2 separate regions of the Mus musculus genome follow, and region 2 is linked to region 1. Evidence: chromatin loops called from intact Hi-C (ENCODE). Cell type or tissue: heart. All regions are shown on one strand. Links, peaks and the distances in the headings refer to the core of each region. The heading gives the core; the rest is flanking DNA.

Region 1 (7,936 bases), core at 1,395-6,394:
ATTATTTAAGGTAACACTCAAGTTTGGCAGTTTAACTAAAACATGATGTTCTTAAGTAATAGGAAAGGACTTTGGCGGTGAAGGCAGGAGGATCAGGAGCTTATGGTGATTCTTAGTTATAGAGCGGATTGAAGGCTAGCCTGGGCTACAATGAGGCCCTGCTCCAAACCAACCAACCAAATACCACCGTCCCCTAACCCAGAATACCCTAAAATCTAAACAAAAAACGAAGACTAAGAAAGGATGTTTGGAACATCTGTCTTAGAAAGCTGAGTCATCTAGGCCAACCATGTCTCCCGTTTTCCTGCTATGGAGAAACCGGGTTGGTTGGACCAGGAAGCATAGCACCATAGCCAGGCTAATGGGCACATGTGCTATGGGGAATTCTGTTTCGTGAGTACTGGAGCTATAGACCCAAAAATCTTTCCCTGAAGGAAAAAAAAGTATGTCAACCCAAACCCCAAACAACTTACCCTGCTTAAGTGCAGGACTTAAACCAGCAAAAGGAACTAAAGCCCATCTTTGTGATGTCAAGTTCTGTTTTGGTGTGTGGTAAAATAGTTGGATTTTAAGTCTCTCAGAGTTAAAATATACAGACACTTAGCTATAAGATGTGTTGCCAGGCATCTGTATGGAATATGACCATGTAATCAGGCTGTATTGTACTTCTCTACACAAAGAGAGCCAAAGCTTCTACATCTGAAAATTAGGAGACTTGCATTTGTCTGACAGAAGACAGTACAGAGGAAATGACTTGGAGGCAGAGGAGAAGTAGGAGAGAGGATGAAAGGACTGTATTCATGCTATCCAAATTAGAGTCAGGATGTTTATGCTCAAATCTTGTCTTGGCTCTCATTGAGGGCACTGAACAACGGGGACATGGGAAAGTGTATCTCTGAAGTCCCTAATTTAGGCACTAAACAGACCAAATTCCTTCCACAAATGCTTCCTATTTTCAGCAGGCTGTTTCTGAACATACATTGTGATTAAAGTGCACAGCTGGCTAGTGCTAACCACTCCTTCTCTTTCCTCTGCTAGCTCTTCCCCACAGCTATTATTTTATTCTGTTGTTTATAAGTGACATGCTCCACAGGACAGCAGCCTACTGAGAGTATACTTACTTCTCTCTTCCTTTTCCTATGACGTCTCCCTGTTGCCCAGGTGTGTCTCAGACTCTCGAGAAGCTGGAACCACAGGCGTTTCACTGTGCTCAGCTCATTTTTATTCACTCAAATAGCATGAGTATTGAAATAGCATTGTAGACTTATTTCATGGTAAGTATATAGGATGTAATTGTGAGCAAACTAGACTTGACTCTTGTTTTCAGAGCATACTATCTTCCTAAGAACATTATTCATAGTTGGCCTTGTTCATCCAACAAAATGAATATTTGGTTAATGAAAATTAAAAGAAGTTCCAGATGTCAATGTTTCTAATAAATATTTAGCCAATAGTAGTCTCTCAGTAATGCTCACATAAGTGGAATTAAGATTAAGACTATGTTTAGAAACTTTTAAGATATGCTAATTTTCTTCCTGAAAGAACAGATCTAGTAAAGGTTTTTCTCAGGAATAAAAACAGTTCCACACATGAGCAGGCAAGATGTCTCAGTGGATAAAAGTGATTGCCCTAAGTTCATTTCTGGACATAGGGGCTGAATAGACGGCCAGCTGTTCATAGTGCTGCTGCTCTTGCAGTTCAATTCCCAGCACCCTTGTAGGGCACAGTAAAACAGCAGTAAACCTAGTTCCCAGCACCCATGTAGGGTACAGTAAAACAGCAGTAAACCTGGTTCCAGGGGATCCAGTATCCTCTTCTAGACTGCATAGTACCTGTACTCACTGATGCACATAACCACACACCGAACATACATATCTATGTGATTTAAATAATAGAGTAATTTTTAAAGCACCAGGTGCAGTGGCGATATGTGTCTTCAATCCCAGCCTGTGAGCTGGGAGGCAGAGACAGGAGAATCAAAGAAAGGTCAAAGGTCAGCTAGCTTGGAGTACAATATGGAAGAAAGAGATAGACCTTAAATTGATAAGTGGAAGGAGAGAAACAACTACTGAACATTGTTCTCTGATCTTTACATATGCTCTGTAGTATGCATACAACTGTGGATACACACACATACACACACACGTGGAGTTCTTTGTATAATTTATAAATGAAGTTTTCAGACAAAAAGAATGATTTGTACTTCATTATTGCCTCTTGCAATTGCTTTAGCACACAAGAATTCTCAGTAGCTAGAGATGAGAATAACTAATGTCCTGGATCTCTGTGGAAAAAAGTCTTGATGCCTTCTGTTCGGTTGACTTTCTCTATAGAGGTCACCCATGGAGAAAATGAAGTGTTAATGCATTAGTTTTAGAAGTGAGAGACCTATGAGCCTCTTACAGGGCTGGTGGTGTAGTCAGTGGTACAGCTTGTGCTCAGCATGCATGCTTGAGGCCTCTGAATTCTCTCTCCCACCCCTTCACCCACTACAGGTCCTTAGAGATGGGCATTTGCCAGGACTGTTAAGCTATGAGGCTTGGCTTGTCATTGCCCATTTCCTGTGTCCCTGGTCCTTATCCCTGTTGCCATACAGGCATTCTCTCTTTCTGTGTTGGGGTAATAATCACCCTAATTTAAGGCTGGAAATTTAGAGAGGCAAATCCATCCAAGTGTATCCCAGTTCTCTTGGAGGATCCACAGGCCAGTGAACCTGATTGTGAGTTTGGAATAAACCTATACTGACTTGCTCAGTTCCAGGCAACACCTTTGTTTTCCAAAGTGTCTCCACAGCAGCTAAAAGTCGGGGTTTTCCCAGTATAGACAGAGCCAGTCCAACTTATCAACGGTAAAGTCTATTCAACAGTGCAGACACCCTCTCTGGTGTCAATATGATGATGATAAAGAGCTAATGACATGATACTACAATTCATCTCTGACATCCTCTTTTGGAAAAGGAACAGTAGTTTTATATTACTTTGGTTCTTGTCACTAGTTGTGCTCAATCATGAGCAAGTTGAATTATTTCCAGGATAAATCTTAAACTTATTATTTTTAGTGCTTATCTTCTTGCAGCTGAGTAAATATCTCTTTAGGATATGTGACAATTCAATTGGCTTGGGCTTTGAAACAGGCCTTAGCTTTAGAGCCTGCTTATATTCATCTACATACATTGGTTCTTTTGAAATGCAGCTACTGTATGTAAAATTATAAAGTGTGATCACAGAGTAAACCCAGAGGCTCCCGTGTGCTATACCCCCAGCCCTAAAATTGTAAATTTTGATCTGTTTGGAGACAAGGTCTTTCTTTGTAGACCTGGCTACCCTGGAACTGGCTGTGTAGACCAGGCTGGCCTTGAACTCAAAAAAGAGACCTTTTTGCCTCTGCTTCTCTAGTGCTGGGATTAAAGCTGTGTGCTATCACTCCGCCAAAATTTTCAATTTTCAATTCTAAATTTTGAAAGTCAATTTTCACTATTTCTCATTCCAGTTCCATGGTCTATTTGTAAATAATTTATGGGAAGAGAATTCAAGTTACATAGCATTCTACCAAGTAAGTGTGGGCCTGGTTTGAAACGGATTGTTATACTAGGTTTATGATTGTTCCTACGAATTTCACTGGTAAATAAGACTGTCCCCCGGAACTTGTTTCTTCATTGAATAGCATTCTCTTTTACCTTTTGATTTTGCCTGCACGTGAAGTTTTTACAATTCTCACAATTCCTGTGGAGCTTTGATTTCAGACCTGATCCTTATAACCCTAGAGCTTTACTTCTGCTACTGGCTGCAGACCCAGGGTAGCTTCTTTTAATGTCTTTTCGGTTTCTTAGGGCTCCTGGGCCCAAAGCCAGCAGAACGGAAAGAGTACTTGGGTTTGTTTGAAGGCAAGCCGGCTGTACAGGCAGCTTTCCCAGACTTTCCCAGCTCCGGCTTTTCCTGCATACCAGCAGAGCGGCTTTTTTCCTCTGGTGATTGAAACCATCTGGACTGCAGGGGGGTCACGTGTGTATGAGAAAATGACATAAAGTTTCTGATCCCCTTGTCCTTCTGCTCCAGATCCAGACAATCCTTGGTCGGATGGTGCCGAGGTGAGGGCGGTGCGGTCTGGGGGCCTGACTTCCCACCCTACTTTGGTCATAGCTCCCCCCCCACCCCCCGCAACGTCCTTTCCCTCCCCCGCCCCCCCACCCCCACCCCCGACCCAACACCCGGGAGCACAACCCTCCTCCAGGCTGCAGCAACCCACCCTTTAGGACTCGGTAGAGGCACGCCTCCCCTGGCCCTGCAGCCCTCCCGCCGCCCGCCCTCTCTGCGAGAGCAGTCCCCTTCCTGGGGCTGTGCGGAGCTCCCGGCCGGCTCGGGCGGCGGAGGTAAGTGGTCCCGGTCGCTCTCTGGAGTCTCTGCTTCTGTTCCCCTCCCGGTGGCGGGCGCATAGGACTCAGATTCCAGTTCTGCGGCTCACCGAGCCCTTCCATCTTCTTTATTCCCGGCCCAGGCAGGGGATCCTGCTGCGTGAGTACTAGGTGCGGGCCATGGCTTTCAAAGTTGGTGGGAACTGCCCTTCTGGGCGATCGTGGCCAGCCCTGCCTTCCGGTCTGGCCCGGCTACGCTGTGTGGGGTATGAAGCGCAGACCAGAGTCTGGAATTGTGTAGAACAGCGGGATGCCAGTAGCCTTGGACAGAGACAGAGTTAAACTGCATTTACCTGAGCCTATGCTGTTCGAGTGCGGCTGGATGAGGAACACGCGTGTACGCTCAGACACAGCACCCACACAGACTAGCTTCTAACTCAAACAAAGGAAATTAACTTTGTCTTCTATCACTTGGATCAGTTAAACAGGGTTTGTTGGCTTGCTACCTCCTTACGCTTATAGCTTACTGGTGGTAACCTAGTGACCTAGCATTGAAGGAGCACACTTCAACATTTGCCATACTTTCAAGGTCTGAAAATCTAGTTCCAAGTAAAGGTGAGAGGACTGAACATTTTCTAGTGTTTTTAAAGGAACATTGCAGTGTTGTGGGAAATTTTGTATGAGCATAGCTTACAATAGTTTAGCTGCCTAGCCGAATGAAAGAATTTGCCATAATGCAGTCTCAGACCAGCTCTTTATCTCATTTCCACCCAGATGTTTCTGCTTTTTCATTGCAGAGTCTGGAGAGTGGTAAAGAAGTCATTAGTTCATGTCCAAGATGGTAAGGGCCACAAGGAAAACCCCCAACTAACTACATAGTAGTTTTGTTTTGTACAAAGGGTGTTTTTCAGAAGGTAGATGCCTTCGTTAACTTTTTTGGGTGGGGGGGATTTGCAGGGGACAAGGTCGAATGTATCTTAGGCTGACCCTAAACTCTTGAGCTTTTTCTGCCATCACTACCCAAATCCTGCGATTAGAGGTGTGAAAATACTGTGTCCTGCTCCCTTCGTGGATTTTTTTTTCCTCCTTAGATGTAAGAGATGCCTAAAGGACCAGAAATAGTATAAATTTTAGAAAACTTAATCAGAAGGACTGAATTGTCCATGGTCTCTGTATCTCATGCTGAATTAGGAAGACTCTGAAGCTCGGAGTCTATTGAATGTATAGTCTATTAAATGAAGCAAAAGCTGTGTGTATTCCCCTGTCCTGGATAAGAGTCTATAGGAGACTTTGGAAAGACTGTGCAAAATATGGGGAAGAGATTGGTACATATAAATACTTGGAGAAAGATACATGTTGGAGGTTTTTTTTTTTTTTCCTTAATTGGGCCAGAAAGAAACCCTTTTCTGTCAGTTTCAAGAAAACCATTATCATCAATGTATTTTCTATTGTGATTGGTTTGGTAAAGTGCTTGCCCTTCAATTTGTGTACTTTCAGAAAAAAGGATTGACACAAGTAAATATCTTGTTGATTGATTTATAATGTAAGAATTACAGACCATCAAGTAGAAGATGGTAATGAGGCAGGAACACTTCCCAGAAGGCTGTTTGAGTTGGGTTTGGAAGTGTGGTTGTGCAAATGAATGGTGCGGTTGATGGTTTTCAGGAGAGCAGAGTGAGCCATTTAGATAGGGACTAGGGAGAAGAGTCAAATGCAGCAGTGCTCTGAGCCAGGAGCTGCTGGATGCTCTCATTCTTCACTGGTGCTCTTGTTTTAAGGAGAGAAGACCAGAGCCATAGGATAGGCCGCCTGCTCAGGATGGCACAGCAGTCATGGCAGAGCTGGTATTTAGATGCCCAGTTTGCTGACTGACTGTGTGTCCACTGCTGCTTCCGCAGTGAGTGGTGGGAGGTCCAGCTGCAGGGACTGTGGTCAGCTTGAATTCTGGCTCGAGGGCTGGAATTTTATCCCACTCACATCATCAGCTTCTAAAGGTTTTTTAAGAAAGGCAACGATGGCCAGAAGTGTGGTTTTAGAAGTCATGTGACATAGGTGTATGAGAATGTGAGTGATGTCATATATACTTGTAATCAGGAGGATAAAAAGGAGATGTAAGCAAGGTATTTAGGTGTTTCAGGTTCTGCCCTGTTGACAGTAAGTACCCTGCAGGAAGTAGTTAGATAACTGGGAAGAAGCTAGTTGCATTAACCACAGGGTTGCTGGGAACATGAAGGAGCAAATGTTAGCTGGCATCCCTGAAATGGAATACCACTGGTGGCTTGTCCTGTATGTTCTGCCCACATTTTGCAATACTCCAGTGACAGTGTTTTGGACAACTACCCTGAGAGGCAGAGTTCAGTGCTGTAATTTAAGAGCCTTTCCTTACCTCCCCTCAATGTTTTGAGATGCTCTGCCTGAATACATTTTCTTGCTTCTAGTTAGAAATGCTTAATTTTAAAATAAGACAAAAATAAACTGAGATATCTTTCTAAACGAGACCAACTTTTTTCACCTTTTGTAATTGGTGGAACAATAAGAAGTCTTTGGAATATTATTGCATTGTATTGTAGAAATGATTTAAAGATGTAGACAGTCCTTCCTATCCCTTTACCAAGGAATTGCGTTTGTATGTACTGCTGGGAGACATAAAGGGTCCTTGAATCCCCAAATTTATAACAAGGCTCTTTGATTCTCCACAGATACTGGACACAGTCAGGGCAGCTCTTGGTGAAGCTATCTCATTAGAGTTCTTGAATAGCCTGGACTATTCCCTTTGCAGGCCGTAGGGGTTTTCCTCTGAACTTGTTTAGTGTTATGAAGACTTGGTATGCCAAAGAGTTGTTAAATAGTAAGAGGTGGCACAGAAAAGGTGGAAGCTCCCTGGACTCTGTGAGGGTAACCCTAGTGGGGACTCCTAACAATGGTGGACACAGAGACTGAACCGTCCATCCTCTATATCAGGCAAGACTGTCAGCCACAGAAACTTTTGATTAGAATCTGTCCCGTCTGCAAGATGTACTAGGGCAGTGGTAGTGCAGAATTTCTGGGAGTGGTCAACTTGTGACTGGTCTAAGTTGAGGCCCATGCCCGACACTGCCTAGATGACCAGGAACCGGAGGCTGGATAGCTCAGAGACCAAGAGTAGAACCAAGAAGCACACTGGAAAAAAAAATCCTAATGATGTTCTGCAATACTATAGAGGCAGCTGATGGGAGCAGATGCTGAGACCCATAGCCAGACATTGGGCAGGAAGGGAGACCAGGTTGGAGATCTCCACTGGGTCTCTCCCCAGGAACCCTATAGGAAAGAGGGAGGAGGAACTGTGGAACCCAGGGAGGTCTAGCACACTTGGAGAGCACATTAATACGTAATTAAGTAAAGTGGGGCTCGTGGGGCTCACAGAAACTAAGGTGGCAGTCATGTGGCCTGCATATGTGTTATGTTTGTTGGTTTGATGGTTTGGGGGGACTCCTGACAGTGGGAGGGGGAGCGTCTCTGACCCTTTGAGCATGCTCGTGAGACCCTTTTCCTCCTGGTGGGTTTCCTTGCTTAGACTTGATGTGAGGGTTTGTGCCTGGTCTTATT
Region 2 (7,936 bases), core at 1,019-6,018, 140 kb after region 1:
CTATTGTAGGCGCTTACTGGTGAGTAAGACTATTCGGTTCTCAGAGGTTGGTGGGGAGGGGAGGCCAGGACATTTGTATATCTCTCTAGATCCTTCTGCAGCATTAGCCTGTGTGAAAGCCTGTGATCTTTTAAACCTGTCCCTAGTACATGCACTTGCACAGTTGAGGGACTCCTGGGATAGCAGGGTGCAGGGTAGCCTATCTGACCAGACCCTGGGATCTAAGATTATATGCAATGATTGAAAGGACAGATCAACTTCTGCTTGGTTGTAAATCATTTTAGCTTTCTTGACTATTCTCTGTATTCGTCTTCCTTGGATTGTCATCTTAGATTGCTGACCTCTAGATATGATCATGTCACCCCACAGTTTATATTTACTCACTCCACGCCTGGCCATGATGTTGGGAGGAGCTCTATCTATGCTCTGGTAGGGCTGCAGTCTGAGCAGGGACTGAGGGGCATACCTCCTCTGGGGTTCTTGGAGAAAAATTTTGAACTTAGGGGAAAGATGTTGACTTTTGAAAATAAAAACTTTTTTTTCTCCCCAAAGAGCAATCTCTGTTTCTATCATTCCGGGGAAGGGGGTTGCTGTAGATCTACAAAGAACTAGTGGGAGAACAGACCCCAGGGCCTGTCTTCCCTTTTATTTTCCTCAAAGGTCAGTCATTGGGTTGTTGACAATGTTCTTTGGTTTCCAGGTATTAGTAGGAGAAGGCTGTGTCAGCTACCAGTCTAGAGAGAGATCCTAGACAGGAGCCTAAGAGTCCTAAAAGAAGGGTTTCGGGGCATCCATCCAACCATCCATCCACAAGCATTCATTGTATACCTGTTGTAGGTCAGGACATATCCTAAAAGTATATACACAAAAGTCTAGCATGTATCCTACCCTCGGTGTACCATAGCTAGTCTAGTAGAGGACGCCAACTTTTAGTATTGAATGGAAGGGCTGTGGAAGTAAAATTTTGCTTAGAATTTGTCATGTTCCAGGAGAGATGCTTCACTGGATTTATGTCTCTTATTTTTAAACATCTTTATGATAGCCTGTGGAGTACTATTAACTCTGACCCTGTAAATTAAGAAATTAAAACTCCAAGATGGAATGACTTGCCCAAGGTCACACAACTGTGAGGTGCGAGCCAGAACTGACTTCCAAATCCTTTATCACCAGTCTGGCATTCTTGAATCCCTACCCCAACCCCCAGAGGATGATCTAGGGAGAAAATGATATTTGGATATTGAATGCCGTGTGTGCTGAGGGACAGGGAAGGGGTCCAGATGCCAGGCTGGGAGTCAGGCAAAGACCAGCATGTGCCTGGATCCCTAGGGCATTGGAGAACATCGTAAAGGCTGCCTTTGACAGCACAGGGATGGAACAGAGCTGTGCTCTTTTGCAGTGGGCCTGCTGCCCCTAGGGAAGAGCATGTTTGTCCTGGCGCACTCAGAGAGGGCCTGGGCTGGGTCCCTGCCAAGGGGGCTGGCACTGGCTCGGCATTCCTGCAGATTGGACACAATGATTCTAACCCAAATCCCACATACTTGATTTAATCACTTGGGGCTTTAGGGGAGGTGGGGAGTGGGGAAGGGAAAGAGAGAGGAGTAAGTTTCAAGCCTAATATGGACAAAACAGATTCTGCCTTCTCTTTAGATCTGTGACTGTGGCCAGCAGGTTTGGAGACTGAAATAGCCCCATCTGTATTTGCTTAGCAGCCTGCATGAGGGGCCAGCACCTGCTGTTTTGCTCCCTCCCCACTAGGCCTTGCCAGGCACTCCAGGCCTCTGAACCCAGAGGCGGCCGTGGGGTCCTGCCAGCTCCTTGCTGGAGAATGAACTCACTCTAGTCTAACAGGGTTGCGCCCGCCTGCCTGGGGTGCTCACAGTATGTTTCTCTTCCTTCAGCTACGAACCTTTTAAACCCCTTTCCTTTTTGTTCTCTTTCACTTCATAGCATACCTCTACCCTGTGTCTGTGTTCCTTTCCCTCCTTCCTATCAGAAAACAGCATGTTTGGAGGTAAGACAGCAAGACGAAAGGCTGCACAGACTCCTGGCTACAGCCTTCTACTTATGCAAGCTTAGGCAATGGCTTAATCTTCATGAACTCAGCTGTCTCCTCTATAAAACTGGGTGATAATGCCACTCTCATACTCTTTTTGTATATAGTACCAGCGCTAGGACTCTGTTTTAGGAAACATTTCATAGAAAGTCATTCCCTTCTCTTGTTTTGCTTTTGCCTTCCTTGGGCTCGGATCAAAGGGAGAAAAGAGGTATTTTGCAGTTTCCCTCATGATGATGGGGAGGGAGAGATAAGGCCACATGTCCTGTTCCTAAAAGTGTCCACAGTCCCTTCTTAGGGGCTGGAGAGATGGCTCAGTGGTTAAGAGCCCTGGTTGCTCTTGCAGAGGACTCTGATTAGATTCTCAGCACCTACATGGTGGTTTACAAATGTCTGAAACCCCAGTTCCAGGGGATCCAGTGCCCTCCTTTGGCTCCATGGGCACAGGGCATACCTGTGATACACATACAAACATGCAGCAAAAACACTTATGCATAAAATAAAATGAATTAATCAAAAAAGATTAAATTTTTTAAAAAAAGTCATGAGTCCTTCTTGACATCACATCCTTTTGGGTAGCATCCTTAGGGGTGTAGATTCACAAATCACCCTGTAATCTCTGCCATGCTGCTGTGTCCTCTGCTAGCCACTAACTGTTTTCCTGGGATAAAGGATAGCGCCTACCTGGAGCTTGGCAGGAGATTGAGTGTGCCCTCTGGGGAGAGTGGCCTTTCTTTGGGAATCTGGTTGAGTTTAGATGTTTGGAGTCATCCTTACTAGAAGGACTATACTTAATGATCGGGTCCAGAGAAAATGAGACAGTTGTGGTATTCACACAGTCTTTGTCTCTCCTTCTCTCCTCCTCTCCAGCCAAGTGGGAAAGGGCCTCGGTTGCCAGAGGTGTACTGTGTCATCAGCCGCCTAGGCTGCTTCGGTTTGTTTTCCAAGGTAAGATGCTGACTTTCTCCCCATCCCCGTGACAGCTCTCATAGGAGTCTGCAGATAGCCTAGATAAGAAAAATGCCTATGTGAGAGAAAGGGCGTACAGAGCAAGTACAGGTGGGCTCTCAGAATCCTGTGTTCCCAAGCCTGGCTTACTACCTAGCTGCCTGGCATTTCCCCAACTCCTGGGTTGATGCTGACTGCTCTGTGGTAGCCCAGCCTGGTCCATGGACAGAGCAGGAGTCCTTTGAGAAGCCAGGAGTGCTCAGGAAGCTGTTTCATGGTGCTATTTCTTTTGCCCTGATGTTTCCTTCTTGGGGACTAAAGCAGGCCACCAAGGGAACTGAATGGTCATTGAGGGCCAAGAGAAACAGGAAGGGTACAAGATCCTGGCAGGACAGCTTTTGTGTCTCCAGGCTTCTGGTCCAGCTTGGTCAGAGACCAGGTTGCCCTCTTCTCTGTCAGAGAGGTGGAGAAGGCAGCTCCCGACACTCTTTCTCTTTGGGCTGCTGGTGGTGGGCACAGGTCCTAGATGAGGTGGAGCGCCGGCGTGGGATCTCAGCTGCACTGGTCTACCCCTTCATGAGAAGTCTCATGGAATCGCCCTTTCCAGCCCCAGGGAAAACCATCAAAGTGAAGACATTTCTTCCCGGCGCTGGCAATGAGGTAGGCAATTGCTGCAGCTTTCTTTTCTGGCCTTGGGCTGGGTCTAGAGAAGAGCCTGGCCAGCCCGAGTGCAGTCTCTGAGGGGGTAGAGCACAGCGCTTCCTCACTCACTGTGTCTGTACTCCTAGTCAGTAAGAACAAACATGTGAACCCAGGGGCAAGTGTTGCCCAGTTATCTTCTGCTAGGACTTCAGTTGACTTGGACCCTGGATTAATATTGATTATGGGCATTCACAACTGGAGATTATACCAAACTTCAGATACAGTCATGAGGATAAAGAGCGACACAGCTCTGTCCTCCAGGACATTTTTTTCTAGAAGGGGACCTGCTGTTGAATAGTTATATTTATAAATAGTCAATTCCTAAGTGTCTGTAAAAAGAAAGAACGGATCCTATGAGAATGTAGAACAGGAAATCTGTTTTAGTTTAGGGGGCCAGAGAAGACCTTCCCCCAAGAAAGTGCCATTTTTCCAGGGGCCTCAGCAATGCACAGGAGGTGGAGGTGGAGGAAGATGATGCAAGTGTGAGAACAGCAGGTGCAGGGCAGGAGCCAGAGCGGAGCAGGTGCCGCTTAAGCACTTGAGACAGGGTGCAGAGGCCCAGAGGGTGTGAGGAGACGTAGGTGGGCAGGCAGGGGCCCAAGCCCATTGTTTGTGCCTGCACACATTGAATCTGGGGGTTTATCCAAAAGATGATTAAGATTCACTCTGATGTGTCTGCCTGCTGTGCAGAGAATGGGCAGGAGTGAAAACAGTGAGGCAGCTAGAATACAATTGCAGTAACACAGGCAAGAGGTAAGTCTGGGCTAGAGTATGGTAGGGAAAATGAAGAGAAAGACGGATTTGAAGCAGTAACACTTGGAGTTTTCCTGGAAAACATGAAAGCATGACAGTGGTTCTTAAGTCCAACCTCCAACTTTCTGTCCGAAGGAACAGGGTGGGTAATAGTGCCATATCTTAATGTGAGAACTTATGAAGGACAAGAAGGAGAGTTCTGTCTTATGATTTAAGTTTGAGGTACCCATGAGACAATAGTAACAAAGTATATAGATAGGGATGAAATGAAAGCCCAGTTTTGAGAAAACCCCAAGTAGAGGCCCCGTGATAGAGAGGTAGCAACTCTGAAGCTGGAAAATAGGAAATAAGGAGAGGAAGTGGCTGAGAAGCCAAAGAAAGGGAGCCATAAGGAATAAGGAGTAATGTACCAGGCAGGTACCACAGAGGTGCAGCAAGGCGCACTGACAAAGAACAGACTCCAGATGGAGCCTGGGGTGCCTGGGGGAGTGGAGAAGTAACGGTTTCAGACAACTCAGGTAGACAGCTCTTCTGGGGCGTGGCTTTGAGGAGAACAAGGAGGTGGGTGGAAGGAGAAAGTAAGTGGAGCTGAGGGCGGGGGCCAGAGTGAGAGGGGTAGGAAGGTGTTATAGAAGATGGCTGTTTGCATGCTGCTGGAATTGGCCCTGGGTGAAGACATTAGCAATGCAGAAGAAGGAAGGACACCAACTGTCACCAGAAGCAGCCAACTGTCACCAGAAGGTGCAGGCAGGGGTCTTCATGGAGGCCTTCTTCTGTTAGGAGAGGAAGGGGAAGATGGTGGCTTATAGACTTGGATTCTTAGGAGCTGGCTGAGTGTAGAGAAGGGGGCGTCTCAGAGTAAGAGGTGGGAAGATGAAAACAGCTGCCACAGAGTGGGAGGACCAACCTCAGAGTCGTAGAGCTGTGCAGGCAGTGACACATGCCTGTTGGCATCTCCCTGAGAGTCTCTACATATCCTGGGATTAGCGAGACTTGGAGTTTGATGATTGGCAGGATAGCTGACCCTGCCTTGACAGCTGGAGTTCTTCAGTTCCTACTTCTCCTAGGTCACCTCCTGGGCCTGGCTGCTTCTCTCTGACCAGGGCTACTTTCTATCCCATGAGTCTTCTTGGTTTTGCTTTAAAGACATTTCCTTCTCACAGAATCCAATTCACTCATACTGTAAGACACCTCAGACTCTCAGAAACTGTCCAGAAGTGGGCAGGTGCCAGCTTCTCACCCTAGATGCAGCGCCTGCCTTCTCTGCAGATCTCACTATGCCCTTCTTTCCTACTGCTATCTGTGGGCTGTCCCACTATGCTGCTGTCAGATTCCCAGCCCCTGGAGGCAGGGGCAGCATGGGGCTGGGAGTTAGAGGCTGGAAGCTGAAGAGTAGCACTTATTAGGGCTGCTTGCAGGGCTCCCAGGAGGCAGGGCTACAGAGTTTTGTTTTGTCTTGTTTTAGGATGGGGACAGATATTGGGTAGGGTACAGGGTTCTGACTTGGCTGCTATGGCATGCCTTCAGCCTGTGCCCATCAAGCACTTAGGCTTTCCTCTTCATTGCTCTGATCTTCCTGGGCTTTACCACCTGTCAAGGAGGACGGCGCACACAGCTCCTGCAGCCCCCTTCATCCCTGTTGATGTTTTTCAGAACCCAGGGTGAATACTGAGCTAAGAATTCCTTCACTTGCAAAAGCAAACAGCGCTTAGGGGACTGGAAGTAACCCAAGTTAGAGATGAGAAATGAGGCTCTGTAAGTGGCTGGAGCAGATCTGAAGCAAGACCAGTTGAGACACCTGGTGCAAGCCCCTTGAGGGAGTTAGCTGACACCACAAGGCCACAGGGGATAGTTCTCAGGAAGCCTGCATATCACTGCTGCTCTACAGAAGACGATGAGTTAGCAATTCTTCTGTCACTGTGGGGGTCACTTGCAGCCCCCCCCCACACACACACACACCCATGCCTCCAGGGAAGGGGCTTTGGGAGCTGCTACATAGACCTCTGAGTAGTCCTTCGAGAATACAGGTAGGCCTGGCTTTAATAAAGGTAGTCCTATGTCCTTGCAAGATTCTTTGGAATAGCCAGACCTTTCCTATCCTTAGCACAGGGCTGGTGGTAGAGATAAGGGGCAGGATGGCAGGACAGCCGTCGGAAGGAAACTGTCATAGGAAATGGAGGGGACATGGCAACAAGGACAACAGCATTGTCTCTCCAGACATGGTAGAGGCCAGCACTCCTAAGTACTGGATTCTTCCTATGGTCTAGAAAGCAGTGGTCGATTGTGGGTCTGGTCAGTATGCTGAAGGAGATGGGAAAGAAGGCAGGAGACTCGTGCAAATGGGGTGTGTGACTCCCTGGTTCTTCATATCCATGGGAGCAGTTAGCTTTCTCTACTTTCCTCAGAGCTTATGTTTGGTCCCTAGTACTAGGCGTTTGCTAGGAGCAGAGCTAGAATCGGAAGGAAGGAGAGCCTGGGTCTCCTGCATCGTAAGAGGATTGGAAGCCTTGGAAGGAGAAGGCTGAAAGGAAGAGTAGCCAGCAGACACTGTGTGTGCAGCCTGGGCTCTCACCTAGCCTGCTTCTGCCCTGCCTTTACTTCCCTCCAGGTGTTAGAGCTGCGTCGGCCTATGGACTCCCGCCTGGAGCACGTGGACTTTGAGTGCCTCTTCACCTGCCTCAGTGTGCGTCAGCTTATCCGAATCTTTGCCTCATTGCTGTTGGAACGCAGAGTCATTTTTGTAGCAGATAAGCTCAGGTAGGGCTCAGGAGGCAAGGAAAGAGGGAGTGGGTGGCATATCCATTAATGAATTCAGCAAATTTTTACGAGTCTTGGTGTATCCCACACATTGTGGTATTAGAGTGCCTACTTATGTGTGTGCATTGTCACGGTAAATATGACATAGAGAAGGGTTAGCAGACCTGTGGAAAGGGGATGGATAGTAGGATTGAGAATCCAGTTGAGGACTTGGCCTGAGGAGGAAGAGGGACACTTCCTGTGCAATGGCCATGTATGTACAGGTGCGGGAACAATTGTATGGAGACGGTAAGTGGCAAGCAACTCCAGCCAAGCTGCCTGTGCAGAATGCAGAGTTTCAGGGGTCATGGATTCCAGGAAGGGCTACTGTGGAGAGCTGCTAAGTTATTCTGTAGCAGCTGGCCCAGGGAAACATGCAGAAATGGTGGGTAGAAATAATCCAAGTTCCAGGGAGCTATGGAGAAGGACAAGATGGGGCCTTGAGAGATGTGTAGGACAGAGGTTACAGTTGAGAGACAGACAGACAGACAGATGGACGGGAGAGGGGGAGGGAAGAAGAAGTTTCAGATACTGGAGGTCTAGAGAGCTTGGGACAGTTTGAGGAGGCTAAGAAGAGCTGGATGGGTCCGTAAGACTTGGTCCAACAGATAGGCACTTTTAGAGGTAGAGATCTGTTGGTGACCATAGGGAGCAGTAAAAGAGATGATCGCAGACCTGAGACAT

What was found. A loop is a pair of places that touch in the nucleus more often than their neighbours do. Peaks named below come from ENCODE experiments on the same cell type or tissue, not always from the same donor. Only the 100,000 strongest peaks of a DNase experiment are listed, where the experiment ranks them.
Region 2: a loop joins it to region 1, with 2.6 times the contacts of the local background. A loop is called at or near these places in 6 of 42 quality-filtered maps.

The regions. Positions count from the first base shown.
Region 1 is chr7:109,668,353-109,676,288 of GRCm38, reverse strand. It overlaps a transcript of Denn2b not described here. Among named protein-coding and RNA genes, the nearest start is that of Akip1, 31 kb to the left of the region's middle. In heart, for the core only: no CTCF peak of the experiment used is centred there; DNase peaks (open chromatin) are centred at 3,958 and 4,288; H3K4me3 peaks cover 2,355 bases; H3K27ac peaks cover 2,314 bases.
Region 2 is chr7:109,530,359-109,538,294 of GRCm38, reverse strand. Denn2b (DENN domain containing 2B) reads left to right here. Exons shown (of 20, transcript NM_001001326.1): 11 at 1-19; 12 at 2,924-3,001; 13 at 3,521-3,661; 14 at 7,065-7,213. Among named protein-coding and RNA genes, the nearest start is that of Snora3, 14 kb to the right of the region's middle. In heart, for the core only: a CTCF peak has its summit at 1,737; DNase peaks (open chromatin) are centred at 1,644, 1,734 and 3,567; H3K27ac peaks cover 656 bases.